2 separate regions of the Mus musculus genome follow, and region 2 is linked to region 1. Evidence: chromatin loops called from intact Hi-C (ENCODE). Cell type or tissue: gastrocnemius. All regions are shown on one strand. Each heading gives the region's core, and the rest is flanking DNA. Links, peaks and the distances in the headings are about the cores only. Region 1 holds the start of Dpy19l3 (dpy-19-like 3 (C. elegans)). Region 2 holds the start of Zfp507 (zinc finger protein 507).

The links. A loop is a pair of places that touch in the nucleus more often than their neighbours do. Peaks named below come from ENCODE experiments on the same cell type or tissue, not always from the same donor. Only the 100,000 strongest peaks of a DNase experiment are listed, where the experiment ranks them.
Region 2: it touches region 1 in a loop (2.2-fold over the local background); 6 of 42 quality-filtered maps call a loop at or near these places.

Annotation. Positions count from the first base shown.
Region 1 is chr7:35,747,887-35,757,771 of GRCm38, reverse strand. It overlaps Dpy19l3 (dpy-19-like 3 (C. elegans)), which reads left to right and starts at 3,318. Exons shown (of 19, transcript NM_178704.3): 1 at 3,318-3,517; 2 at 5,016-5,157; 3 at 7,899-8,032. The coding sequence starts at 5,055. In gastrocnemius, for the core only: a CTCF peak has its summit at 1,055 (motif pointing right); DNase peaks (open chromatin) are centred at 3,266 and 4,385; H3K4me3 peaks cover 2,747 bases; H3K27ac peaks cover 3,911 bases.
Region 2 is chr7:35,797,247-35,807,131 of GRCm38, reverse strand. Zfp507 (zinc finger protein 507) reads left to right here and starts at 4,143. Exons shown (of 7, transcript NM_177739.3): 1 at 4,143-4,298; 2 at 5,604-5,694. It overlaps E130304I02Rik (RIKEN cDNA E130304I02 gene), which reads right to left and starts at 4,540. Exons shown (of 3, transcript NR_033567.1): 1 at 4,111-4,540. In gastrocnemius, for the core only: no CTCF peak of the experiment used is centred there; a DNase peak (open chromatin) is centred at 4,101; H3K4me3 peaks cover 1,969 bases; H3K27ac peaks cover 1,203 bases.

The sequences.
Region 1 (9,885 bases), core at 541-8,540:
AAATATATACCCTAATATCCAGTTAAATGGGAATATATAAAAGGAAATATACATCATGCCATGTCCATATTGATGATCAGTATTGCATTGATTACCTATCACTGTATATATAATAAAAGCCCCCTTCCCAAACCTGTCCCCTCACAACAATAACCATCTACTGTCTCAGAGTTTCGATGTATAAGAGTGATAAGCAGAGGTGGTTCTGCCCAGGATGGATCCTGCTATCAGCCGAAGCTGTCCAGGAGCTCCCCGATCTACTAACAGGGTAGCTCACTGGCAAGTGGCTGACTGGAGGCTGCTCCACAGGCCGCTGGGGTAGCCTCAAGACATAACCCTGAAATCCTCCCCTAAGTGAGCAATCCAACAGAAGCCAAGGCTGACACTGGACTGCCCTGTGTCCTAGCCTCACAATTCAGTCATACAGAACTGGGGCTTCCAGCCCCAGCCCAAATCCTGTGAAAGTGAGAAGGGAGAAAGGCTGCCCCCTGCTGTCTCCACCATGAAGTGATCAGCCCACCTTTACATTGCCCTCCCTCTACCACAGACGCCTAGGAAACCCCCAGGTTTCAGAGGTTATGTCTTGAGGCTACTCCAACAGCCTGTGGGGAGAGCCCTGTGAGCAGCAACTAGCCTAGAGCCAGCTGCCAGCCCTGCGGTGGCTGATCAGGCAGTTCTAGGTCAGCTTTCCTGAGCAGAACCAGCTCTGCCTATGTTAACAAAACAAAACAAACAAACAAAAAACCCAACTCCCCTATAAGTTGTTAAACACTTCAAGCCTGCTTTTATTTTTCTCTTTTGATGCGTCCCACGGTCCTGACTGCTCAAGTCAGAAACCTAGGAGCCCGCAGAGCTTCCTCCCTCTTCTTACATAATCCGTACAGACACCCACACTACTCCAGCTGCACGGAGCACCTAAATATCCCAGATCTGCTGCGTTTTCTTCATCTCCATGGCTATCACCCAAGTTAATACTTTTTAAAAGACTTACTTCTATTTAAAAACGTTTAACAATGTCTTTTATGTCTATGTTTTGCGTCTGCACTGTATGGATGCATTGCCCACTGAGGCCAGAAGAGGGCATCAGATCCCAGAGGACAGGATTCACTGAGAATGTGGGTACTGGCAATCCAATGGAGGTTCTCTGAAGGGGAAGCCAGTGCTCTTCGCGGCTGAGACATCTCTCCAACCACCCCCTTATTTATATTTTTTTATGAATGTTTTGCCTGCAAGTCTGTATACCCCGTGCATGCTTGACGCCCTTGGGGATCAGAAGATGGCATTAGATCTCCTGAAATGGGAGTTACAGATGGTTGTGAGCCACCATGTAGGTGCTAGGAACTGAACCTGGGTCCTGTGACTTTAAGTATGATTCTAATTACATCTTTAAGATCCAGTTTTATTTGTGTGTCTGTGTCTGTGTGTGTGTGTGGGGGGGGGGGGGCGGAGGGGTCCCAGGGAGCCAGAAGAGGGTGTTGGAGCATCTGGAACTGAAGCTACTGACTCACATGGGTGTCGGAGCCTAACTGTGGTGCACCAAGTACTCAATCTCTGAGCCATCTCTCCAGCCCCTCCTCTTGCTTTCTTCATTCATCAGAGTGATTCCCGAGGGACACCTGTCAGCACTGCCACTGACAACATCACAGGAGAGCAGGAAGGCTCTTTATAGGACTTTTATTGTATGTGTATCGGTGTTTTACCCGAATGTATATATGTGCACCATATGCCTGTCTGATGCCCACAGAGGCCAGAAGAGAGCATCAGATGCCCTGGAACTGGAGTTACAGATGGTTGTGAGCTGCCACATGGATTCTGGAACCAAACCTGGGTCTTTTGGAGGAGCAGCCCTTAGCTGTTGAGCCATCTCTGCAGCCCTAAGGTAGGATATTTTTAGTGTAAATAAAGGTTAGTAAGCATCGCCCTTGAAACTCCAATCTGGGGGGGAAAGGAATGAGGCCCAAAGGTCAAGTACACTCGGGCCTTAAAGCAGACCCTGTTTAACATAAGATCCATGAGAGGAACTCATCATTTCTGTTAGCAAACTTTACAGCAAGTATTCTGTGCTGGGATCCTTGCCTGCAGCTGGCGAGGGTTCATCTAGATCTGCAGTGGAATGGGGGAAATTCCTTCTCCTTCCTCCATAATTTCCCTTGCCTTTCTATCGTGCTTCACTACAACTCATCGTCTTGCTGCATGCTTGTGACAAGCCAGTACTCTATGTCTCTGCATATGGCCCAGGCAAGAGTTGGACTTGTCATCCTCCTGCGGCAGCCTCCTTCCTCAGCAGGACTACAGGAGCGCCATCTAAGACCTTAAATCTCAGACTTTACTCTTAGTGCGCACCCACTTTCTATGAGAAGCACTACGACCCGACGTTCTTATGACAGTTCTTGCCTCGTGTTACAGACATGAAGCAGCAGCTGAATACTGTTCCCCTCAGGGACATGCGCCTCACACCAGTTACATGTTCCACAAATCACTTTAAGTAGGTGTGGGGTGAGGGGCTATCTAATAAAGCATTCTGAGCAGTGTGTTCTTGGTATTAACAGTCGACAACCAAAAGAGAAAAAGATCTATCAGGGACAGGTAGCTAAGAAAGGCAGGGTGTATGGAACAATTTTTGTTGGAATTAGATGACAGGCTGCCTTTTCGTAGGTACTGATCTCAGTGGGCCATCCACTACCAAAACTCAGTCTGGCGCACACCTTCCTTTAGTCACAGCACTCAGGAGGCAGAGGCAGACGTGAGGCCAAATTGGTCCACACGCAATTTCAGGCCAGCCAGAGCTAGAAAGTGAGACCCTGTCTCAAAGAGAGGGAAAAGATGCTGACAAGCAGTTTAAAGATAAGAGGAACATCTAGGACTCAATACTGAAGGTGCATGTTAAGGAGGAGAATTAACAACAAAGGCCAGAGCAGTACTACGGCGGCGGCGGGAGGATGGGTGTGGATGGGTTGGGGGTGTGGGGACTGAGAGGCATGTCTTTGGAGACCCAAAAGTGTCTGCGGATTTTATCACTAAACAACGTCGAAAGTGCATATAGCCGGACATTGGAGGCAGGAGGTAGAGCTGGGAAGGTCCCCCGAGACTGGGTAACCTTTCTTCGGGGCACCAGGGACTCCGAACACAGGAACAAGCCAAGCTTAAGACCTGCCTCGGAGCCTAACACCCCCAAAACAGCCCTCTGAGCGGAAGTGTACCTCTTCCTTCCGGTGTGCGCCGCACGAGACGGGGCGGGGCAGCGCGGGAGGCGGGGGCGGGGCCTTGCGTTGACGAACAGCTGCCGGGACCAATGAATGCAGCGGTAGCGGCCCGGCCTCCCCGGCGCGCCCCTTCCCCGGGCTGTAGACGCCCCCCAGGCCCATCCTTGCAGCGCGCCGCACAGAGCCGGGAACAGCTGGGTCCTCCTAGTCTTCACCTCGCTGTAGCCCGTGAAGTGGGCGCGTCCCTAAGGCCTGGGTGCTCGGGGTGCTTCTTTGCCAACCCGAGCCGCCCCTGAGGACTGCTGAGGCCGCAGGTCTGTGGCTGGGGGTCGGGCCGCGAGGGGACTGGACGCGCAGTGTCTACGGGACACGTGGGCGGGGCGTGGGAGGGAGCGTCTCAGAGCGGGAGCGAGTGTCGCGAGGTTCCCCGGGCCGGCTAGCACCTGGTCCTCGCGTGGGCTCGCCAGGTGCGCAGGGGAGTGGCTCCAGGTGCGGGGGAGTGGCGCGCGTCCTGGTCAGTAGTCCAGGAATTGCCTTAGGGTCTCTTTGCTAATGTCTGGCAGGGCTTTGAGTCCGGCTGGCCGGAGCAACTTTTTGTTTCCTAGTTGGGGAGGCTGTTGCCATGCAGACGGGAAATGTAATTAGCACCTGGCATGTTTGTTAACTTTCTGCTTTACCAGGCTCAGGGTAGATGTAAGGTGGGCCCCCTGTATAGCCCTAACCCGCCGAGGGCTAGCAGGGAGGGTATAACTCCTCAAGAGGGGACAGGATTCCAGCTGTGGCTGCAAGACTTTGAAAAGATTTCTTCTCTCCCCCCCCCCCCCCCGTTTCTTGTGCTTTTTGAGCACACTGCATTTGAGTCTGTGTTCAGTCTGAGCATTTTTGAATGAATGAATCTTAACAAAAGCATTGTGTGGTGTTGGCTTCCTCTGTTGTATTTAGCAAGAGCCTTTCCGTTAGATAAACATAGACTTTGGTAACTAGAGTGCAGGTTGGATTAGCTGCCGAAACAATCGCGTCTGGCTACTCCTCATCTTTAATAGATAATTAGTAAAACGCTATTCATTAGTCAGAGGAACCAGGCAAGATGTTCCCGGGGGACTGAAGCCAGCTTACTCACCACCACCACACCCCCGCCTCCCCCTCATAGCTTCCAAACTAGGTAACTGCTCCCGCAGCTACACCCACAGTTGCTCCCCAGAGAGAGCAGCCACCCTGACTGGCACAGCCCCGCACTGTCTTACTGTCTTTGACATCCAGGCATAAAGCTTAGCAGGGATTTTTTTTTTTTTTCAAAGAACACAGGTGCTAAAATTCAGGTATCAGAAACAGTGTTTCAGTTCTTCAAAATCTGGCTGTCACAAGTTTACTAGGAATCCCTCCCACGTGGTCAGTTCTGTGGGAATAAATCAGACCCACTACTTTCTGTAGGAACTGTAGAAAATAATGTAAAACTGTGTCACGCAACAAATCCCACAGTTAGTGTTACGGAATCAGGGAGGGAAAACATCACAAGGGTGCAGCATCCAAGATGGCTTCCTGGAAGAAGTCCTGGGCATCTTCACGTGGCTCACCTGTATCCCTACCTGTATCACTCCCTCTTGGCAGTGCCTGCTGGAGGAAAGGTGCTTCGTCAATGTGGTTTAGTTAAACATTTGTGTTGTATCTTTAAAGGCTGATTAAGATTTGTTTGGGAGGGTCTGCTGAGCAGGGGACAGCAGGCTAAGACAGGCCATTTAAGCACATAAGGGTGTGTTGGGTAAAGTGGGTGCTGACATTTCCATGGGGCATTCATCTGGATGTTGTTTGTAGGAGTGGTTGGAAGAACAATGCGTATGAGTCTTTGACATCATGATGTACATCCGGCAAAGAAAAGAGACAAAACCCATAGAAGTTTCTGAGGATTTTCCATCACCAAAAGAAGATGTGAAGTTGGAAAAGAAATTGCCATCTGGTAGGTGGTTGGAACTAAAGCAGTATTTTGGATTACTTTTCCTTCTGCGTATTAACATATGTCACGATCTAATAGGGTAAAAAAAAAAATTGGTGCGATGTATGAAGGACACTTGTTCCAGCACCCAGAAATTCTGACTGTACTCTGATTATATTGGCTTTTCAGCTGTAATCAGTAAAACGGCTTTGATGAGAAGAAATCCTTGGTAAGTTATGTGTTGATTAAATTACAGTGGCAGTGTCATTAGGTCCTTTAGAGAGATGCTCTGCCTGCCCTAGCCAACTGTCTCTTTCGACGGGTACCTTGTCTGGTGTGCCCTGCGCGTGTGTGCTGCCCCTTCCAGGTACCCTCATCTTGGCTTAGTCTCATTTCACTAAAGCCTTTGAAAAAGAGATTTAACATTTTGTATTCAGGCAAATTCTTGAAGTTACCTCTTTTTCTTTATTTAGGCAGTGGGTAGGAAGGGAAGGAAAAAAGAACTTGGTGAATTGTTTATATAATGTTGAGCAGTTGCTAGGTAATTAAATGTGGCCAAATTTCTTTTAGTGAGCATAAAGAACTCCACACCCATCAGCCATTTTCTGTATGGGACATAATTAATCCTTTGTAGGCCAGTGAATTCTTAGCAGCCAGAGCTAGTAGGTAGCAGAGAAAGCTGTTTAATAAGATAAAAGGTCTCTCAGTTGGAAAGCTGGACCATTTGGCCAAGCTGATGAAAGGCATATTAGGTAATTTGGAGTAGTTTCTGATGGTGTGCAGTTAAAATCTATGTTAGATTGTGTCTTTTTTTTTTTTTTAATTACATGTATTTATTTGCCTTGTATATGTGGTGGCTGAACAGGGCATGCATGTGAGGCTCTGAGGACAACTAGCAAGAGACTGTTCTCTCTTCCCACCTTGTGGGTTAAAGAAATTCAACTCGGGTCATCAGGCTGAGCAGCAAGCATCCCCACTCACTGGCTGCCTCGCCAGCCCCTGGCTTGGTCCTTGTTTCTGAAGATGTATTTGTGTATTTTTACGTGTATGAGTGTTCTGCCTGCACATGCACTACATGTGTGTCTGGCGTCCCCTGAGGTCAGAAGTGGGTATTGGCTTCCCTAGAACTGGAGTTACAGTTGGTTCTGAGCCACCATATGGGTGATAGGAACTGAACCCGGGTCCTCTGCAAGAGCAATGAATGTTCTTAACTCCTGAGCCATTGTTCCAGCCCCCATTTTGTTTTATTTTTTAATTTAAAAAACAAACAAAAAAAACAACCAACAACTTTGAAGATGGCTCATTTTATGAAATCACATCAGAAAAAAAAAAAAAAAAAAAGCAACCTTGAAAATAAAAGACAATTTTAAAAAGAAGGAAAACCTGCTTCGGCCAACCTGCTCATCCAGGGAGTAGATGACGGTATTCATCTTGCTGCGTGAATGTTTCGTCTGCACGTGGCTACCCTCAAGCAGCCTTATAAAGCGAAGCAAGAGCCATGCGCTGCTCTGGAGCACGCTGCTCTTCCCGTTCCTTGTCCTGAGCCCTTCATAAGTACACCAACTGCATGTGCCTGGCTGTCAGAAAGAGGAAGGAACCCTCAGAGGTCAGAAAGGGGCATCAGGTTCCCTGGATCTGGGGTTACAGTTTAAGTCACTATGTTAGGTACTGAGAATGGAACCTGTGTCCTCTGTAACTGCAATAAGTGCTCTTAATTCCTGAACCATTTCTCCAACCCCCTAGATGTTAGATTATTTAAATCCAGTCCTGTATTAGTTAGGGTTTCCATTGCTGTGATGAAATACTATGAGCCAAAAGTGACTTGGAGAGGAAAAGGTTTATTCAACTTACACTTCCACATTGCTCTTTATCACCAAAGGAAGGCAGGGCAGGAACTCAAATGGGGCGGGAACCTGGAGGCAGGAGCTGATGCGGAGGCTGTGGAGGGACGCTGCTTACTGGCTTGTTCCTCGTGGCTCGCTCAGCCTGCTTTCTTACAGCACCCAGGACCACACTTTGCATAGCCCACAGGCAGTCAGTGACTAGGAAAATCCACTACAGCCTTGCCTGCAGCCCACCTTAGGGAGGCAACATCTCAACTGAAGTCTCCCTGCTTCTCAGCAGAGTCTAGCTTGTATCAAGTTGACATAAATACAAGCCAGCACATTTCCAAAGCAGTCCTAAGCTCCAGTTACATATATCCCTCTGCCGTTGTGGGTCATGCCTGACAGGTGCTCTACCACTGAGCCACACCCCCAGCTCATGTATCAGCCATTTTAAGTTCCATATTTACCAAGAACTTTGAAAATACAGCTCATTCTCTTTCCAGTGGTGGGGAATTTGAGTGGATTTTAACAGGTTTTCTTCTGTTGGCTACAGTTATTGGCCATTTGTCTCCTTTGCTCATTGGTGTTTTATATCCTTACTCTGTTCCTTACTAGAATATTCATCCTTTCTGACATCCTTAAACCTCCTACCTTTGTATTTTTCTAGTGCGCATGTCTTCTGATTTATGCTCTATCGTTTCTGTAACTTTCATTTTTAATTACGCGTCTGTGTGTGTTGGTGTGTAGGTTGTACAAATGAGCACCGGACAGATGAGGGCACCCACTTCCCTGCACCTGGAGTCACAGGTGGTTGTGAGCTGCCTGAAGCCAGTGCTGGGAACCAAACCCCGGTCACTGCAGGAACAGCCAGTGAGATTAACAGTGGAGCTGTCTCTAAGTTCTTAATTTCGTGTTTCATGTGTTTCTCTTTTCTAAAAGGTTGTGCCTCTGGAAGGTTCTGGAAGATCCTGTCATCCGCAGTTGGCGGAACTGTGGCTCTTTGCATTGGACTTCTTACATCCGTTTACCTGGCCACCCTGCATGAGAACGATTTGTGGTTTTCCAATATTAAGGTATGGGGCATCTCGGACCGTTGTGTGATCAACTCATTTGTTTCCCCGGTAGCTGACCACGTAGATGAGTGACCGAGACCACACAGTTGAACCATGAGGACCAACCCAGTCTCTCATCCTGGCATGAGAGTACGTATCTGTAATCCTGGGACTCAGGAGGTGGAAATAGGAAGATCAGACATTCAGAGGTCTGCCTGGGTTATACGAGACCTTGTCCCCTCAAAGGAAAAAATAATCCAGGATCTTGAAAGAGTTTGACTCTAGGGTAAAGACTTACGTGTTCATCATTTAAAAATAGCATCAGGATTTGTCTAATCAAATGAGGGTCTCACTGGCTATGATTGTGTCTGGATTTCCCCAGCCCTTGAGAGAAAGAGGCAGAAGGGTTGTAAATTGAATTTGAGGCTAGCCTGGGCTACTTAGTAAGACCCTGTGTGAAAAACATAAAAAGCAAAGTGAAGACTTGAGTTCAGCTCTCTAGCACCCATGTAAAGAGCCAGGCAGAGTGGTGTGTTCTGACACTGGTGAGTTCTGAAGCTGGTGTAGTGGTTGTGAGTCCTGCTCTCCAGTGCAGTGCAGTGCAGTGGTACCACCACATGATGGAGTAGGCATGAGGGCTGGCAGTGCAGTGCAGTGGGGTATGATGGAGTAGGCATGAGGGCTGTCAGTGCAGTGCAGTGGTACCACCACATGATGGAGTAGGCATAAGGGCTATTTTGTTACTTTTCGTTTTGATTGCATGTACCTGTGTACAAACTGGGCAGAGGTAGAAAGTTTATTTCTTAGATTTATATTTTTCTGTCTGTTGGTTGCAATAGGCATAAAGAAAAGCAGAGACTATTGGAGCCCGCCTCCCCATCTGGAGCTTCAGACCTTGCTATTGCTGTGTGTGGATGGCTTTGAGTGGAAAAGTCATTATTTGTTTAGAGTGGGGGACCACACCGACTCTCGGGACATTTTGTTTTCTCTCTGTCTTTCTCAGAACTTCTAGAACTTCCTGGAATAGTTTCAGGGCTGGTCTGTGACTTCACGGAATGAAATATGCACATTGCCAGGGTTTTTTGAGCCTTCCCATTTTCCTTAAGGTTTATCTTATTATTTATATACAGTGTGCACATAGCTCCGGCCTGGGAGAGACCAGCGAAGAGCATCAGATTCCCTGGAGCTAGAGCTGGTAGTGCTGGGAACTGAACCCTGGTCCCCTGGCAGAGCAGCAAGTGCACTCAGCTGCTGAGCCGTCTCTCCAGCCTGGGGTAATGCTTCCTTAGGAACGTGAAGATCTTTATTTTGAATAAAGACTAAAATACCTCTGTGGGACTATGTAGCCAAAGGTAAACGCTAGTAGCAGTGTGGTAGGAAGACGTGTTGAAAGAAATCATGGAATTAATTACTATTAATTCATTGAATCCAGCTCTCTAAAGTTTATGAGTGGCCTTGCTCACATCCTTAAAAAGCCGTACTCCATCGAGATGCTTGGACACCCTTGACTTTCCCTGGGTCAGAGTAGTCACAGTGCTGCTTTTAAGCCAGTCTGGGTCAAGCGCCCATTTTGTGAGTCACACTGAACTAAATTCTGTGGAGGACGCGGAAGGAGTAACCAGGGCTTGGGCTTCGTCTAAGCGGGGTAAATGTGGGCTAGACACCCACCTTGTCAAGCAGACACTGTGCCTCATGGTAAGATGGGACCCTACCTCCGTGTGATACTCGAGGAGGATACAGGCAAGGCTCCAGAGAGTGGCACTTATCCTGAACACGTACGTGTCCAGGCCAGGAGGCAGGAGACTTGGGTGTGGTAGTGTGGCAGCAGCAGGACAGCATGGCTGGAGAACAGATAGGGACAGTGTAGCCTGAGA
Region 2 (9,885 bases), core at 682-8,681, 49 kb before region 1:
CTAGGCAATTGTGAGCCTCCATGTAGGTGCTGGGAATCTAACCTAGGTCCTCTCGACTAGCAGCCAGTGCTCTTAACCAAGAGACATCTCTTGGGGCCCAATCTTTCATTTTCTGAGACAAAATACTTGTTTTTAAAAGATCATAAAACAAAAGCTATATTACTTCCATCCAGTGTAGTGGCAAATGTCTGTAATCACAGCACTTGGGAGGCTGAAGCAGGAACATATGTGGCTCTAGGCCAGGGAAAATCTGACTCAAAAAGAAAAAAAAAATCTTTTTTTATACAGGTCATTTACCTCATTCAATTCTCGGCGCTAATCAGAAGACTTCCATGACTAATCCACAAGAAAGCTAAGACGAAGTGTCCTTCAGAGGTATCATAGCTTAAAAGACTGGCATTTATTCAATGTGTGTGTGTGTGTGTGTGTAGTTGTGCGTGTAGAGGTCAGAGAACAACTTTCAGGAATGATTTCTGTCTCCCTCCACTGTGTAGTCCAGGTCTTCCGGCTTGGCTATAGCACCTCTGGGGCATGTCGCTCACTCAGAAACAAGACTTCCTCAGGTCCAGTCCTGGCGGCTCACTCAGTTTCCTGCCGGTTACCAACTTGAAACTTACTGCACTTTCTGTGTTACTGAGATGTAAACACTGTGCTGGTTTCAGTTGCATCAGACTCCATGGTCACGTACATGATACAAGCCCAGGATACTGGCAGAAGTGAAACCTTTAACCTTATCAACTAATTAAGGACCCCAAAGGAGAATGAGGAGGTATGTGAGACAGGGACTTGGTTATCAGGGTCATCTCTCATCTGAGAACAGAATCAGATCCCATTGAACAGGGGCTAGATAATTGCATAAGTAAGTGTCCTATCTGGAACATGAAATCTTGCTATGGCTGCTTAATTAAATCATGATAAAACCATTCTGTGTCTGGTGCGAGGTGCTGAGAGTTCATTGTCCACAAGTTTAATGGAACAACGACTGGGTCTTTGCATTCCTTTGACTTTAAAAAACGTTTACTACAACCTTTCTGGAGAGCAACTTTTTCTAAAAAAAAAAAAAAAGTCATATTAAGCAAAACTAGTGGTGCAGGCCTTTGACATCAGTACACAGAAGAGAGAGATGGGAAATGGGAGATAGAGATGTAAAAATGGGAGATTCAAGCTAACCCGGGGCTACAGAAGTGAGTTCAAGACCAGCCTGGGTAACTCTGTGAAAGTGTATCTCAAAATAAAAAGGGAAGGGGACCTGGGGGTGTAACTCAGTGGCAAAGAACTTGGCTAGGAGGTGTGGAGTCCTGGAGTCCAGCCACAGCACTACAAAAGTGTGTGTGTGTATGTGTGCGCACATATGTGTGTGCACGTGCACATATGAACTCAGATATATATACACATGTGCATGAATGTGTAAGTGTAGGTATATGTACATAAGTGTGTACACAAACCAGCTTGGAGAGCAATGGGTTTATTTGGCTTACAGGTTACAGCATTATCACCAGGGAAGCAAGGACAATAGCTAAATCAGAGGCCATGGAGGAGTGCTGCTTACTGGCTTGCTACCCGCGGGTTGTTCAGCACACTTTCACATACAACAAGGGGAAGGGAAAACATTGTCAGATTTGATCCTGGTTCCTCCTTTCATGCTTTCCTATCTGGGGCTAACCCTAATGTCTTTCTCCTTCTAGCCTTCCATGCTAATTCCTCCTTCCCCCATACTTCGCCTCTAACTTGTAACTGAAAAGAATCCCTCAGCCCTTGATTTTCATTTCTTCACTATTTGGCCCAAATGGTGAAGGAGTCTGTGAGCCACCAGAGAGAATTCTAACTCTGCTGGTTTTCCAACACCCAAAGGCTGGTGACCTGTTTTCAAAGATTTGCTTTTATTTGTGGGGTGGGGCAGGGCGGGTATGTGAAAATGAATGCTGACACTCATGGAATCCAGAGATGCCAGACCTCCCCCACACACCTCACTCCCCCCTGACCCCCGGAGCTGGAGAGACGACTGATTGGGAGTGTTAGGATGGACCCCTGCTTACCCTTGCACAAGCTAGGAAACCCCATCTGCCCTCCTTCCTCGCAACCCCACCCACAAACAAAGGAAGGGCTCCAAGTGCCCAGGCTGTTGCAACCTCCTCCTCTGATGCTGCCAGCCACCCCAGTCCCCTCAGTCCCCAGTACGCTCAGCTCTTGGGCACAAACCCAGCTTACTGCTGACATATCATCACCCTTCGCCTACAGTCTATAAAACTACCTCACCCTAGTCCGGATGCACGATTTGCCCCGCCCGGTTCTTTGCGACCCGACCCGTGGATCCCACCTGAGAACGGCATCTAATAAACCTGGCTTTATCTATCTCTAGTCTGGTCTAATCTGGTCTATATCTGCGTCATCTGTAGCGAGAAGAAGCCCATCCATGAGCTGAGGGGGTGTGAGCTGCCTGGCATGGGTGCTGAGAACCAATACGTCTTCTGCAAGAGCAGAATCCACTCTTAACCATTCAGTCATCTCTGTAACCCCCCAGCTGGTAAACTTTTATCCAGAGACACAGCAAATAAGATGGCTGCCGTACCTAAACCATTACTTTTTCGTATGTATTTTGACGACTCAAAACCCAACCTGCTTGAAGTGGGTTCTAAATATACCAGGAAACATCCAAAAGGTATCTCACCTAACAAGGCCAGCCTGGCGCTATCACTACGATCCTCCCTAAAGTCCTTCCTCTGGCCACGCCCACCCATTGAATCCAGACCCAAGCTCGTGGCTCTGCCATTCCTGCTAGCCCCTACCTGCCGGCTTATTCTTGGGTTGAAAGCTGGGTGAGATTGCTTCTCTCAGTTTGTATTCATGGTATTAGCACAGGACCCAACAGGGTTTGTTACAGCAGAGCAGATACTTCACGGAAACAGATCCAAACGACAAACATGACGGCTCGCTCGGAGTTATTACCGCAAGCTCACCAAGTCAGACCTTACAACTCCTGAAAAATCTTTCAAGGACCGCAAGAAGGTTCAGTTGGTAAAAGAACTTTCTATCAAAGCTGCAACCCGAGTTCAACCCTTGGGACCTACACGGGAGAAAAAGTGAACCAACTCCAGAAAATTGTCCTCTGTCTTCCACACACGAATCAATAAATGCTTTTTTAAATTTTAAACATAAAAAAAAAAAAGAAAGTATTTTTGACCCAGAGCCAGCACTGCCTCTCATCAGACATACGGTTAGGACCTCTACATTTTTCAGCATACGATGCCTGAAAAAAATAATAGCTCCAATTAGAGCCTGGTATGGTGGAGACACATCTACTCTCCCAAGCTACCCTGGAGGGCTGAGGCAGGAGGTTCACAACTTCAAATGTCTGCCTGGGCTAACTACATAAGGAATTAGAAGCCAGGATGAGTTGTTTCAGGAAACTCAATAGCTCAGTGGAAGAGCATTTATCTAGGAGGTATGTGGTTCAATGGGTAAAGGTACTCGCTGCCAAGTCTGAAGGTTTGAGTTCAATATCAGAACCCATACCATGGAAGGAAAGAACAGACTCCTGAAAATTCTCCTCTGACCACAAGTCTCCACAAATAACAATAAATAAATACGTAGATAATATTTTGTGTGTGTGAATGGCTTACTTATCTGTATACCTGAGCACCATGTGTGTGTCTGGAGTCTGTGGAGGTCAGAAGAAGGCCAGAGCTTCTGAGTCCCTGGAAGTGGAGTTACACATGGTTGTGAGCCACTGTATGAGTGCTGGAAACCAAACCTGTGTCCTCTATAAGAGCAACCACGGAGCCATCGCTCCAACCCTCGCTCCAGCCATCACTCCAGCCATCGCTCCAGCCCTCGATAAACTTTAAAAAAAAAAAAAAAAAAAAAAGTCCAGCCAGATTCACAAGCACAAGGATGTAAAGAACGATGGGGTAAATGAGGGGATGAAGAATGCCCCAGCAGGTTGAGGCCACAGTGGATATCAACTGAGTTCTAGACCAACACCAGCTCTGACAGGACCTGGATGGCCACAGCATCTGCCCAGAGCCTTAAGGCCCTTTCTGCCAGAGGGCGTGGTCTGTGGTGGCTCCACCCCACCACAGCCCCGCCCACGCCGCGCGCCTCCAGGCTCACCTGACCGGCTCGCCGCTCACGTGATCTGTCTCGGCGCCGCCATCTTGGAGCCACGGCCGAGGAAGGGGCAAAAAGGGGGAAAGAGAGGGAAAGGAGTCGGGAGCGAGGCGGACGAGGGCGAGGGTACGGTGGGGTCCCGGCCGGCCAAAGGAGGCTCGCAGGAGCAGCAGCCCGCCGCCCGACCGCAGGTACCGCGCCCCGGGCCGCCCCTCCGCTTGAGCGCCGCCGGCCATGTGCGGCCTCGCTGGTGACGCCCGCTTCCTCCTCGCCGGTGACGCCCGCGGCACTGCCACGCACCCGAGCCTGAGCTCCAGGGCCCTGTGTGTACTGTCGTCCCTCTGTCGGGCCTGTGGAGACCCCGGGCCCGCCGTGCCGCTGGGGGTGGGGGTCCCGTTGCTCCCCAGGTCCCGCTGAAGCGCCTTTGCCTTCTGGAGACGTGAAAGCGCTTAGGCCAGCCAGGATGGAGCTTAAGTTTCTTTAATCCCCCGTCCTTTAAGCACTGCGTGGTGTAGGAAATGCCAGCGCAAACGAAAAATAGCAATCGTGGCCTCCCACACGTACACATCCTCTGGGATTGACTGATCTTTCCAGAGATCGCTGAGACCATTGGTGAAAGTGCCCACCTTTCCAGACCTGGGGCATCCCGATCGTTGTTTGGAGTCCGAGGCCTGGGTGATTAATTAGGTCCAGGCAGCCACCCCCACCAAAGGTTGCTGACAGTGGACAGGAATTTGCTTTCAGTCTACATGGCCCAAGGCAATTACTGGATTTACCCCCTTTTCTGTCTGAGTTTGTACTTTCTACTCTACTGGTCTGATTCTGTGTATGGATTGCTATATTGATTAAAAAGAGAAAGTTTGACCCTTCATTCCTTTACCATGGTAACTCTGGAAACTCGGAGGATGCCCTAGCGGTGTACTAATTTTACTTAACTGTAATCGCTAAGTTACTTTCTAAGGGAACCGAATAAGCCTACTTTAAAGCAACAATAGGAAAACAGTAGCCAAAAAAAAAAAGGAGGACCAGGGCAGGAAACTGCTTTGGAGAATATATAGGTCAAGCCACGTTGTCGCATCTTTTCATGGTACTCTTCTGCCCACTGTGTTTGACTAATTTACATAATCACCCCTTAGGCTGTAATTTCGGTTAAAGTTAGAATAGCAATATGTCATTTATTATTCCATATTGGTTAGAAAATTATGTCAGTAAAAGCAGTAGTTTGCTGAGTGAATTACTTACATGGAGGGGGAGGTTTAAAATATACAATTGTTAGAAGTTTTCCAGGCTGATTTGTTTTAGCTTCTGCAAAATCCTCTACTTGTTAAGTAAATTATGTAAATTTGCCTCACACAATTACATTGCATGAACAGCTTTCCGAAATTTCTTTTCAATGTTAAGTATTGGAAGTTTCTTCACTGCCGAAATAAGTTACTGTGTTTCGCCCGCCAATGGAGAGACGTGTTTGATGGTGTTTATTTCCTTCTTGGCCACAGCTGGATTGTGAATATCGATCCAGGAGACTATCTGTTTCAGAAATTGATTGGAAAGACACTGGCTCTGCCACTAACAGCCATGTAACCTTGGGTAAGTCACTTACATCTCACTGAGATGCCTTATTTATAAACCGCCACCACTGTGACTGGACCCACAGAACTCTGAGCAAACGAAGCTGTTTGCTGCTGCCTAGCATCCATCCGGTGCTGTTACTTGATCATGCTCACCTTGAGCATGGAAAGGGAAATCGGTATACTAGGGAAAGCGTGGTTTGAGTTCTGAAGCCAGGCACTGTTTCACGTCTGTGAGCCTCAGAGGTGTTCCTTGACACTTTGTGTCCAAAGAAGGGCTTGGCCACCAGGAATTACAGGAATATTACAGGAAATGGACGCAGGCCTAATTCTGGGTTTGCAGCTCCAGGACAGGTGGTCTTCAGCGCTATGTTTGGCATGTGTGTTTCATAAATTACAATGAAGCTGAACACTACTTGATGTTAGCTACGACTGTGTTTTAATTGTAGCTGCAAAGTCAAAATATTGTCCCAGGCTAGGTGCAGGTAAGACACTCTATACTATGAAACCAGTATACTTCTGTATTTATACTCCAGTTTTTCTCTCAGTTGCTATTATTACATTGAGCTGAGAAGATTTTAAATAAATTGTAACTGACCTTTGTAAGATGTGAAGTAAAACTAGCTTTTAGGTTACTTTTAATAGGCAGTTTGTGATTCCATCTCTAAAAGTTCATCCAGCTTTCCCCTCACATTTCACACCAGAAGAAGCTAAAACAAAGAGTGACTCGCCTGGATCATGCAGCCAGGGCACTTCAGAGAACAGAGGAACCCTACCTTCTTTTGGCTAAAACAGATGTCTGAAAGAGTGTGAAATTCATTGGCCATCGCTTCTGTTGTTTTGGTGTGGGGTTTTGTTTGTTTATTTACTTAGTTGGAAAAACGAAATGCATACTCTAAAAGAAGATTTCTTTATATCGTCTTTCTCTCTTTGTATATACCCAGAAAATTAGAGCCTTTCTTCAAGCCCACATGAATCATTTCGCTCAGTTCTACATGTAGCCATACTGCTATAACTAAAAGGAACTAATTACATACACAAATACACCAAATAGCAAATTACAAGAAAATAAAGACAACTGAATTTGTTCACTTTTCTTGGGAAAGACATTAATTACAAGCTTTTCCCTGTGGATGACTGTTGTCAGGGACTCGGTATGAAAGACTGTAGAACACTGCTGGTTTAGGAGAGTACCTAATTCACTTGTTCTGACTGGGTCTTCTGATCTAGTGGTTACAAAAAAGCTATCTCCCTCGTGGCTAACATTTCTAGGCTTGTGTCTTGGTGAACCTTGCAGTGCAGTGATTTTTATCTGTTCACTACCTTAGAGAGCATGCTAATTCCTATTGTAAGATGTTCGTGTTAGAGTTTTAGAGTAGGCTTTCTCATTTCTCAACCTTTCTTGTCACTCTTAGCCTTGCATTTACAGCAGAGAAGCAAATAGCTCTCAAATCAGGATAACTGAAGGAGGTTATATTTACAAAGATAATATTACCAGGTATTGGCCTTCTATTCGCAGGCCACAGAGTGATGGTGTTAGTGGGAGAAGCAGCATCAGGAGAACAGAAGTGCCAAAGCCAGAAATAGATTTGTAGAGAGCAGCCATCCAGGAAGAACTGACCTGTTAAGAAGCAACCAATCCGGGGCTGGTGAGTTGGCTCAGTGGTTAAGAGCACCGACTGCTCTTCCGAAGGTCCTGAGTTCAAATCCCAGCATCCACATGGGGCGGGGGAAAAAAAAACTAAAGAACAAAAAGCAACCAATCCAGGGTGACCTAGAAGCAGAAACCAGGACATTGACTGCCCTGTTCCTTCTCACCTGTGTTCCTCTCCATTTGCAGTGCCCTGCCAGAGGACTAGGAAGCAGAGTCCCATAGAGAGAAGGCCACAAGGGGCCCAGAGAGCACAGGTGGTGATGTCTCCACACCCCTAGATGCTGGGGACTAAGATGGAACTTTCTGGTTTCTTTAACAGTTCGGTTACATCGAGTGATGTTTTTCTGGACGCTGTCTTGTGAGAGGGCATGTGACGTTTTACTGAACATAAACACTTGAGCGGACTCATGATATTTAGGAAGAATATAAATAGAGCCCCACAAACACTGAGAAAACGCGCTTGCATTGCAGTACCACGTACTTCTTTGCTGGTGTTCACTTTGTAGAGAGAAACACACCAAAGAACTTCTCATGGTATTCCGGCTGATTCTGGCCGCTTCTGCTAACTGGTGCCAATTTGGCTGAGCCTTGCTGTTTCTGCTGGATTGTGCCACTACTGCTGATTCATGGTTGGTGTTTGCTATTTAACTGGACTGTTGGTATCCGACAATAAAGATTGGAATTACCCCAAGGGACTACTTCTAAACAGGTCCACAACTCTCTTTTCCTAGTAACCTTCTTTTTCCCCTACTTCTGGTTGATGGGTTAGAAGGAAGATTGCAGAGTTTAAGAACCCTAAATAAAGTAAGTTTTGAACAATCTAACCCTACAGGGACCAGTGGATATACTGCCTTTTCCAGAAGCCTTGTGCTTGCTCTCTGCGCAGAGGAGCCTTCTCTTACTTAGGATTTGGCCATATATACTTAGCCTTCATGTTACCACAGCGTTGGAAAGCCAACATTAGTCTTCTCTAGCTTCTCCATGTGCTTATCTATGTTCACCTTCGAGTAACTATGTCAGTGTAAAAGCCTGGCCTACCTACTTGCTGTGTGCCTTGCACATGGTGATGTTGAGGGTGGGTGTATTTGGTTTGTTTTTATTATGAAAAACTTTAGTCATTTGTACAAGTAGAAAGAAGAGTATAATGAAGAGGTAATCATGCCACCTTCACTGACAGAATTACTTCTCCCTCTATCACCTTCTTCCACAGTCCTACCCTACTTTTGTCCCCCAGCATCATTTCTTTCAGCTGTGTTTGCTTCGGTCTCTTAAGTCCAAGGATGGAATTCAGATTATCGTGATCCGTGGTGTGATTTGAGTCACTAGTACTGTATGCTGACTCTTTTTCATCTCTAGTTCAAATGAATTTTATTAGCTCACTTGACATATTAAATTATATATAAATATCTACATATTTATATGTACAATGTATATAGTACACATAGGCTGCATGAATGCCATAAGGAAAAAAATAGGAAATTAAAGACGTAGTTGGTTTTAGTGACCTCCTCTCTTGTGTACAGTGGCTGTTTGTGACCTTTTATTTAACAGACTTTCCTTTTAATGAGTTTTTGCTTGCTTGTTGGTTTTGCCTGCAGACCTAAACTGGTTTTTTCAGGTGCTTCTTGATGCGTTTTATGTTGTCATATCGGTTTGATAGCTGCCTTACTGTACTTATCCCCAAATGTATGCAGCCTCTAAAATGAGATACTTACATAAATGTTCTAGGGAAATTGGAGCATCTGCTGCAAGTTGCCATTAGCTCTTAATGCCTGAGCACACGCAGCTCTGAAAGTGAGTGTGTGTCAGAGTCTTTTGTATTAGCCGTTTTCTTGGGCTAAGATGAACTCCTCCTCTTGACTTCACTTTCTTTTTAAGAAGCACACTGAACTATCCATGGGGAGCAATTTGCACTGCTCTGTCTTCCTCCTGTTGGATCATTAAGTAGAAGAGAGGAATCAGGAGTCACCTTTGTAACACTAGGTGTGAAGTCTGTTGAACAAACATTAAATGTTCACCAAGTTATCAGCTAGCCTGTGTGGCTCTTACACCCACAGGAAGGGAGATCTTGTATTTACAATACTATACGTTGTATCTGGCCAAGAAACTGAAAATGCTGTGAATTTGTTACTTTTATTATGTAACTAATATATTGTTAACAGTTGAACTGAATGGCAACAGAATTCCTTCAGTTATGACCCCACAGGGGAATCAGCAGTCACATGAAGAACCACAGCTTCCCTTGGCCAAAACCCACTGGGTTCTTGTTTTGCTTCAAGTGTGTCTGTGCATCTACTTGCATGAGTCGTCTTTTCTGCTAAAGAGTCACTGTTTCTGCTAAAGTAGCTCACCAGCCAATCCCCAGGCTGATTCCACCTCACTCCACCTGACTCCCTGACTCCATCCCCAGTGCTGGGGTTATAGGTGTGTGCTACAATGCCCAGTACAGTTTTCACATGAGTTCTGGGAATCCAACCTCAGGCCCTCGTACATGCAACAAGCGCTTTATCCATGAAGCCATCTCCCTAGCCCCTAAAACTGGAGTCTTCAGACAGT